Regions from separate parts of the Homo sapiens genome. Here region 2 is linked to region 1. Evidence: read pairs that join two places in POLR2A ChIA-PET (ENCODE). Cell type or tissue: GM12878. All regions are shown on one strand. Links, peaks and the distances in the headings refer to the core of each region. The heading gives the core; the rest is flanking DNA. Region 1 has its middle 22 kb from the start of LINC01732. Region 2 overlaps QSOX1 (quiescin sulfhydryl oxidase 1).

Region 1 (4,391 bases), core at 312-4,311:
ACAAAATGATCCATCACACTACGCATTTTCCTCTGGACACTGCTTTAACTGTACCTCCTAAGTTCTGGTAAGTGATGTTTTCATTATTGCTGTTTTACAGATAATCATTCCATCTTGAAAATGTCTTGTGGCTTACAGCAGGAATATTTTGCTACTAAATTTTGACCAAGAAGTAGGTACAACGACTTGCCTTTTCATATGAGGTTGACCTGATTCTTATGAGGCCAATATGAAGGTGAACCAGAACCTTCTCAGGGCCCAGAAGTTGCTTTGAAAAAATTCTCTCAACACTTGAAAAACTCATTTAAATATCAATGGAAACACACACCTACCTGCCTAGATGGGTTTCTTAACAACCAAGGTCAAAAGTTTCCCTATTGGATCTTGAATCTAAGAGGAAAAAAAGAAACCACCAACTCTTTCTCATTCAAATGTTCATAAATAATAATATTATTAACAATAATTATAATAGCTACCATAAGGCTGGGCACGGTGGCTCACACCTGTAATCCTAGCATGCCTGTAATCCTAGCATTTTGGGAGGCCGAGGCAGGTAGATCACCTGAGGTCAGGAGTTCGAGGCCAGCCTGGCCAACATGGTGAAATCCCGTCTCTACTAAAACTACAAAAATCAGCTGGGGGTGGTAGTCGGTGCCTGTAATCCCATCTACTTGAGAGGTAGAGGCAGGAGAATTGCTTGAACCCAGGAGGCAGAGGTTGCAGTGAGCCGAGATTGTGCCACTGTACTCCAGCCCGGGCAACAGAGTGAGACTCCATCTCAAAAACAAAACAAAACAAAACAAAAAAATAGCTACCATAATGCCATCTGATGTATGTTTTCAGTGCTTTACATATGTCATCTTATTTACATTTTACAACAGTTCTAAGATGGAAATATCACTCTACATTTTAAAGATGAGAAAACCAGGCTTCGAAGGGGTTACATAACTTACTTAGGATCACACTTCTTTCTAAGTGGAGAAGCTAGGATGTCACACCAGCTCCGATTTAAAACCTGTGTATTTTTTCAGGATAATACCTTGCCTCTTTTGCACACTCCTCTGCCCTGACTTACAGCAATAAGATGGTTCTGCCTCTCATGACAAAACTTATTTTCTAGGCAGAGCAAGTACGTCTGCTGTGGTCCACTCTCAATTAGGTAGAAGTCCAGCCTGGAATTGTGGCACTGCAATGCAGCAGGCCACCTGGCCACAGAAGGCCTTTGCCTGTAGAAGCCATATGGATGAAGAAGACTCTGAGCCAAGCACTAATGCAGAGAGGGGATGGAACAGGGGTGGGGGCTGGGGAAGGAGGGAGCTGGCACAGCTGCTTCCGAAGGGGACGTTACGATGGGCCATCAGTATTGACCACTAAGCCTGAATGTGCTGGACACACCAGTCACCCATGCCAAGCCCATTAAGTTCATCTCAGCTGTCTGGCAACTGCCCTCTAATGAAACAAGCCAACAACTTCCTATATTTGAGGTTTCAGTTAGTGTTGTTGGCCAAGTTTCAGTGGGAACCAGAGAAGACGACCACACGGGGGCTGTAGGCCCTGAGAGCAGCAGCCCAAGCCGACCTCAGAGCGCCTGCCAGCTGGGCAGATTATCAGCGTCCTGCTGCAGAGAGATAAGGAACGTTCTGATCCAGCCCCGAGAAGTGCAGGGCTTTATATAGCAGCTTGAGTAGGCTGCAAGGGAATGTCCTGGCCGAAGGCTTCTCCGTAGCCAAGAGAGAGGGGAGTGGGTGGAGAGGAAGGCGGGAGCTTTATAAATAACCCGATGTGTGCTGATCTGCTCAGCGGCCTTGTCTTAGCAAAGCCTGAGGCCTGGGGGAGGAGAGGGACATTTACAGATGACTTTTATTTTCTTTATCACTTCTCTATATTTTCTAAGTTTTCTACGATGAACTTGAACTCCTTTTATAATCAGCAAGTATGAATACAATTTTAAGAAAGCAAAAAAGAGAGGCATAAAAAGAATTCCTTTGGTTGGAGATTTTAGTGACCATCTTTACCCACTCAGAGGTTCCCAAACAAGCCCCAGTGCTCTCCTCCCTTCTCTGGTCTCTCCCATTGGGCCCCCTGGGGTGCCTGTACTCACCTATGATGCAGGATCTGACCAGTTTTCTTAGCTCCTCCCGGGTTCCCGCATTCCCCATACTCTCCCCCTGCTCCCACTAATCCAAATGTGGCTGTCCTTGGCCTTATTGTTTTTAAAAAAGGTGTCCAGGTCCCTCATCTCTGCTAGGGTACATAAGGGTTACTTGGGTATGTCCCCTGTGCCTGCTACACTAGCTTAATAATGGGTAAAAAGCCATGGAGTCCCTGTACAGAGTGTGGTTTATACTCTCTGTGCCTCAGGGTCCCTTTTCTATAAAATGGTGATAACAAGACCACCTACTTCATAGAGGTCACATTAAGATTAAAATAAGACAGTGGATGTAAACTGGCTGACACATTGGAAATGGCCAATTAAATATTAACTAATTATCACTCCACTGAGCATCCCTCCTCACACTCAGGCCCTGAATGACCACACCTACCAAATGTGACCAGACAGATTTTCACTGTTTCCAAAAATAACTCCTCCCAGGAGGTGTGAAGATTCACCACTGCAACTCTGGCACTGATTCAAAGCAGGAGTTCCAAAAATGTTTTGCGAGGTGACAGGCTCCCAGAATCACAGTCAGCCTTCACAGTGCCCCTTATACGGCTGCAATCCTCATTTGGATGTGTGAGTCATGGTAGGGCTACCACATAAACAGATAAATGAATAAACATGTTGTGACTTTGTAGTAACGACCTCATGTAAGCTAAGTTCAGCTCATGACTCTGGGGCAATTTTTAGGACACAAAAGTAGATAAAATATCAACCGATCCCTATTTTTTGAGCAAGCGCTATGTGCAAAAAGGCACGGCGCTAAAATGCAAAAATGGAACATTTTAAAAAGATGAAAGCTTCTGCTTGGAAAGAGATTACACCCTAATCGAGGAAGTAAAATGCAGATACAGGAATAGAAAGCACACTCAGCAAAGCAAGATATGATCCATGGAGGTGATAAGGTGGAGAGTTCAGAAGAGCACGCCCGCTGGGTTCTGGAGGTCAAAGCAGCCTCGTGGAGGAAATTAATACCCTTGATAAGTGGATGCCAGGCCTTGTAGAATTCTGATGCAATCAGGATAGAGTCTGAGAGAAAGGGTCTCACATGTCAATGTCAACAAAGCATGGTGCTAGGTACTCATATAAGTACATCATCTTTTTTTGATCTTGACAAGAATCTAGTGTGATGTTACCATTCCCATTTCACAGATAAGAAGACAGTGGCTCAGAGAAGCTCAGAGAGGTTAAGTTATATGCCCAAGGTCATTCACAGCAGAGGCAGGATTCAAACCAGGTTCTACCCGGCTCCACAGTCCATATTCTGGCTTCTACCATCTGGCACTGCTATGGCCTCCCTTAAATCTGGCTCCCAGAACAGACCTGGGCTGTCTGTGACCAGGAGCAGGGCTTTCATTCCATGGCTGTGGCCTTTTAGTAGAGAGGACACTGCCCAGTGTGGCTGACAAATTCTTTGGCAATATATTGACTTTACATTGCCTGCCAGTAACATGGGCTAAGGTGTAACAATTTCTAAGCCTAGATCAAAGTCACAATTTTGATCACAGGTTACAATTTTGTATATTTAATCCCCTGCTTCTACTTTGTAGTATTTTTGTCAGTTCAGCAATTCACCTCTTTTATCACCACTACAATCTATAATAAGCACATGGATTTTTCAGGAATGACATAGGAATAAGATAGAAATAAGCTTTCAGAGGTGACCTTTGCCCCCAATTTTCAGTCATGTGGACTTGGAGGATTTTTGTGATATAACAAATAGCACCTGTTGGTTAGCATTGGAAAAGTCCCCAGATGCATCTGGGAGCAGCCAACATCAGCACCAAGATATTGCCCATATCCACTGGTGTCTTGCCGAAAGCCCACCCAACACCAATATCACACAAGCCTAAGCTTCACATTCCCCAGGCCATCAACTAGTATTTATTGAGTACCAGGTTCATGGTTCTTAAAACCAGCTGGAAATCACAATCCAGTAACCCTAACTCAATCCCAGCTCAGACTGTATAACCATATTCTAATCATGAAGGGAATCTGGGAGGCTCTCTAAAAGAACAGAATTTGTCCCCTCTGAAACTCATGTTGAAACTTAATCTCTAATGTAACAGTATTAACAGGAGGGGCCTTTAAGAGGTGATGGGTCAGGAGGGCTCTGATTAATAATTAATAGTTAATGTGATTAATGGATTGATGGGCTAATGGATTAATGGGAAATCAGGGGAGTGGGTTTGTTATCACAAGAGCGAGTCTGTTATTAAAAGCCAGTTCAGGT
Region 2 (4,391 bases), core at 91-4,090, 980 kb after region 1:
GCCGATTGCCTGAGCTGAGGTGTTTGAGACCACCCTGGGCAACATGGTGAAACCCCATCTCTACTAAAAATACAAAAAATTAGCCAGGCTTGGTGGCAGGCGCCTGTAGTCCCAGCTACTCGGGAGGCTGAGGCGGCAGAATTGCTTGAACCCAGGAGGTGGAGGTTGCAGTGAGCCAAGATCGTGCCGCTGCACTCCCAGCCTGGGCAACAGAGCGAGATTCTGTCTTCCAAAAAAAAAAAAAAAAAAGGATCACTTTGAGAGACCTTGGCAGGATTGCTTGAGCTGTTGCTTTTGAGATACCCCAGGGCTGAAAATGTGCCATGAGGATGTACGTGTGTGTGTAAGGAGGGAGATGGAAACACAGTCATTGAGAAATAGAAGCAGCAAGGACCAGGGCACAGGCTGACATGGGTGTTTTCTGGAGAGACAGGGTCTGGCTGTGGAACCCCAAACCACATAAAGACTATGCTGTATCCAGGGTCCCCTGGAGGCCCTCTGGAGGATGGAAAATTGGGAAAGATGACAAAGGAGTCATTGTGAGTTGGATTCAACCCCAACTGACACTTGGAAACACAATCTCTCAGCAGGGCCATGTCTCTGAGAGCACCTGCACACAAACTTTTAAGAGAGCCTCTGCGCACCAACAGCGGCCTTGTGAGGCCTTCTTAGCACCTGGGGCCTCCACTGTGTACAAGGCTGGGCTCCCTCTAGCAGCTCCTGCTGGTACATGGATTTGTTCCTTCTTGGCAAGAGTCCTCCGAGGTGGGCATTATCCTATCTTGAGTTCTGATCCAGAAGTGGGGGGCCTAGTGTTTTTAATCTAGCTGTCTCTTCTTTGGGAAAGTATGGGCAAGACCATGCACCTTACTGTCTTCATTTTCCTGGAAAAGAGGCAAGCTGGGAAGCTTGCCTGGCTGACAGATACAGAGCACCGGCCACTGCACCTGATGCTCTGCCATACAGAGAGCCAGGGGCCACCCCCATGCCCCAGGCATGACCACCTTCTCTCCACCTCCCCCCAATTTCCCTCAAAATATTTGATCTCCTTTTTCCTCCTCATGCCATTCTGACTCTCAGTGGCCTTCCCGGGGATAGAGCATGTGAAATCCTGCTGCGTCCCGCAAACATTTTGAGGGAAGGTAGCAAGAAACAGCAGCAGGTACAACCTGGAGAAGCCCCATCCATCTTTTCCTTCCCACCTGGTGGGATGGACCCTTGCACCATCAGTCAGCCCCAGAAAAACAGGGCTCTTCAGCAGGACCTGTGCGATAGGAAGCCCACCACCAGCCATCAGCTGCCACTTGGTTCTGGAGTAGCTCCAGCAGACTGGTGTGTGAGCCCCACAGGCAAAGGCAGCAAGGAAAATAAACTGGGGTCCCCGCCCTGCTGTTCCCACCACCCTCTCACTCCCAGGCCTGGGATCCTGGCCCACAATGCACTAAGCCTGCCCCAGCCCAAAGTACTTGGCAGGCTCCAGTGGGGGACAGGCTGGGGGCCACGTGTCATGATGGGACTCCAGGGCGTCAATGAGCCTCTCCCGCAGTGTCTGCACGTCAGCACCAGCCACTGTAAATGAAAACAGGCGTGAGCGGAGTGTCAGGAGAGCAGAGCTGCTTCCACAGCACACTGGCCACCTTCACTCCCAGAAACAAAGGGCCGAGGGCACAGCCAGCTCTGACAGAGACAGACGAGGCGTCAGTCCTTCCCTGTGCTAGAAGAATGGGGCTTGAGTAGTCCTCCTGTGGCCCCAAGTAGTGCAAGGACACCCATCCCTCAGACAGGAAAGAATCCCTCAGAACTGGGAGTCGTCAGGACTTTCCCCAAGGGCTCTGGTCTGCTCTCTGGGCGCCAACCCCATTGTGACAGAAGAGCTCTTCTGGGAACATGGTGCCCCTGCCCCGACCCTAGGGCCCTGGATATGTCCAACCTGAAGGGCTTCTTCATCCTGCCTTTCCCTAAAGCTGACTGGGAGGATAGTTTTGGGAAGACACAAGTTAGGCTTCCCGTGGGGACCGCCTCACCCTCGACCCTGCCGACTGCCAGGGCTTTCTCCACCCCAATAGAAACCCAGGTGAAGAGGGAGGTTGGGGGAGGAAGATGCTAACAGGACAACCAGAGCTGGGCACCCACCTGGAAATACTGCTCCCGAGCCGTTCTTGGTAAAGGCCTTGAAGAACTGGAAGCAAACACACAGGTGGGCATCAGTAATAGATAGTGGCCAAGAGTGCAGCCACGCAGGCCTGCTCTGAAAATCTGCCTACTTATTCAATGCGGTGGCTGGGCAAATCACTTAATGTTGTTGAGCCTGTTTCTTTTTTCTTTCTTTCTTTTTTTTTTTTTGAGACAGAGTCTCGCTCTGTCGCTCAGGCTGGAGTGCAGTGGCGCGATCTCGGCTCACTGCAAGCTCTGCCTCCCAGGTTCAAGGGACTCTCCTGCCTCAGCTTCCCAGGTAGCTGGGACTACAGGCGCCCACCACCACACTCGACTAATTTTTTTTGTGTGTATTTTTAGTAGAGATGGGGTTTCACTGTGTTGGCAAGGCTGATCTCGAACTCCTGACCTGTGATCTGCCCGCCTCAGCCTCCCAAAGTGTCAGGATTATAGGCGCCTGGCCGAGCCTGTTTCTTCATCTGTAAAATGGTGAATTGGGGGGAGTTGGGGGGAGGTTGCTCTAGGAGCTGGACACTGGCTCCCTCCCCTGTTACCCTCCCACACCCCTCAGAAGCATCCATGGATCCTGTGGGCAGCAGTTCATACACTTTCCTCCTCGAGGGCCATTTCTATGCAGCACAGTACCTAGCATGTAATTACTAACCAATATTTATCGAATGGATGAGTGATGAAGTACCACTGCTGTTTTCCTTTGCAGACTCATCTGAAAACATGAAGTGCAGGCACTTCCTACGTCCCTTGGGAAATGTCAGCTTGCTTCTATGTCAATGTGCCCTTGCTCCTTACTTGGGAAAAGGGGCTTACAGGCTGCTGTCTCTGTCCACTAAGTCCCAGCCCAGCACAGCAGACACAGTCAAGGAAGGGGTCTCCAGAACAGGTTCTCTTGAAGCGGGGACCTGAGTCCCTGGGGAAACATGCCTTGCTACAGACTAGCTGATTTAACTCACCACTTTGTCCTCTTTTCCCATGTACATGACACCCCAAGCCTAGTCTGTCACCTCCTTGGGGCAAGAGGACAGACCGAACAGAGCCTGACTCCTGGCAATCTGGGCTTCTGCCCAGGCGGCAAGACAGCTGCCAAGGCTTTTGCCTGCGCTCTTCCGATTCAGGAGGGAACACAGTTGAGTTGTCCTGGAAGCCGGCCACTGAACTGCCTAGGGGAGAGCCTGCAGGCTGGGAAGAGGCTTCTTCCTGTGGGACTCTAGCCTCGGGGCCACTTTTCACTACCTTGGACTTCTGCCTCCAACAGCCAAACACTGGTTTCCTTCTCCCTCCTTGGGATAGAGCTGTTTGGCCTTATCCCAAGCTGGCAGCTGAGAACAGGCCCCGGGCTCTGGCAGACCTCGTTCAAGGACTGGTTCTGCTTTGCTCTTGCTGTGTGACCTTGGGCAACGCATCAACTGCTCCGAACCTTTGTGTTCTCATCTTTGAAATGAGGATGACACCATCTACCTTGAAGACTTGTGAGGATTCCATGACCATACATCTAAAGTGCTTAGCATGGTACCTAGTGCATACATCAAGGAACTGGTACATGTTAACTGTACCATCATCACCCACCACCAGCATCCCCTTCCCTCCTTCATACCTTTTAAACACTAGGAACCATGATCAGCTAGGACTTGTTTGTTACAGACATTTGTAGGCAGAAAATCTGGAAGCCACCTGCTACCCTCTCCCACATGAGGAACAAAGGCTGCAGAGAAGCCACCTGTCTCTCCCCATCTGCAACCTTCTGCTCCCTGTGACCTCCCCCGGGCCCTTACTCCTGCTCACTGCTTTACTCTCTCTTTTCAAAACATTAATATAAACTTTTATTGTGGATGAAAACCATCCACTTATACATACCACACATATTTAAATAGCGTTCTTTACAGTTATTTAATTTTATTGGCCTATTAAAATTATGTTATCCTAATACTTAAGAAAATGATCATAAATTTCCTTGATTAGGAGATCGTATTGATAATGTAAGTTACGGCATTTATGGACTGACACTTTTTCATGAACAAAATTGAAGATACATCTATTTGGGGTTTGGTTTGCCGACAAATAATAAACCAGGTCAGGTGCAGTGGCTCGCACCTGTAATCCCAGCACTTTGGGAGACCTAGGAGGGAGGATCACTTGAACCCTGGAGTTCAAGACCACCCTAGGCAACACAGTGAGGCCCCATCTCTACAAAAAGTTAAAAATTAAAAATAAATAAAATTTAA

What was found. ChIA-PET counts read pairs that join two places held together with the same protein. Peaks named below come from ENCODE experiments on the same cell type or tissue, not always from the same donor. Only the 100,000 strongest peaks of a DNase experiment are listed, where the experiment ranks them.
Region 2: POLR2A ChIA-PET joins it to region 1 with 9 read pairs; 2 of 35 experiments call an interaction of 5 or more read pairs at or near these places.

What each region holds. Positions count from the first base shown.
Region 1 is chr1:181,150,372-181,154,762 of GRCh38, reverse strand. No RefSeq gene overlaps it. Among named protein-coding and RNA genes, the nearest start is that of LINC01732, 22 kb to the left of the region's middle. RefSeq lists a silencer at 1,474-1,758 and enhancers at 1,598-1,807, 245-2,850. In GM12878, for the core only: a CTCF peak has its summit at 1,541 (motif pointing right); DNase peaks (open chromatin) are centred at 1,522 and 2,622; H3K27ac peaks cover 1,139 bases.
Region 2 is chr1:180,173,109-180,177,499 of GRCh38, reverse strand. It overlaps QSOX1 (quiescin sulfhydryl oxidase 1), which reads right to left. Exons shown (of 12, transcript NM_002826.5): 3 at 2,134-2,179; 4 at 1,467-1,569. Among named protein-coding and RNA genes, the nearest start is that of QSOX1, 20 kb to the right of the region's middle. In GM12878, for the core only: no CTCF peak of the experiment used is centred there; no DNase peak of the experiment used is centred there.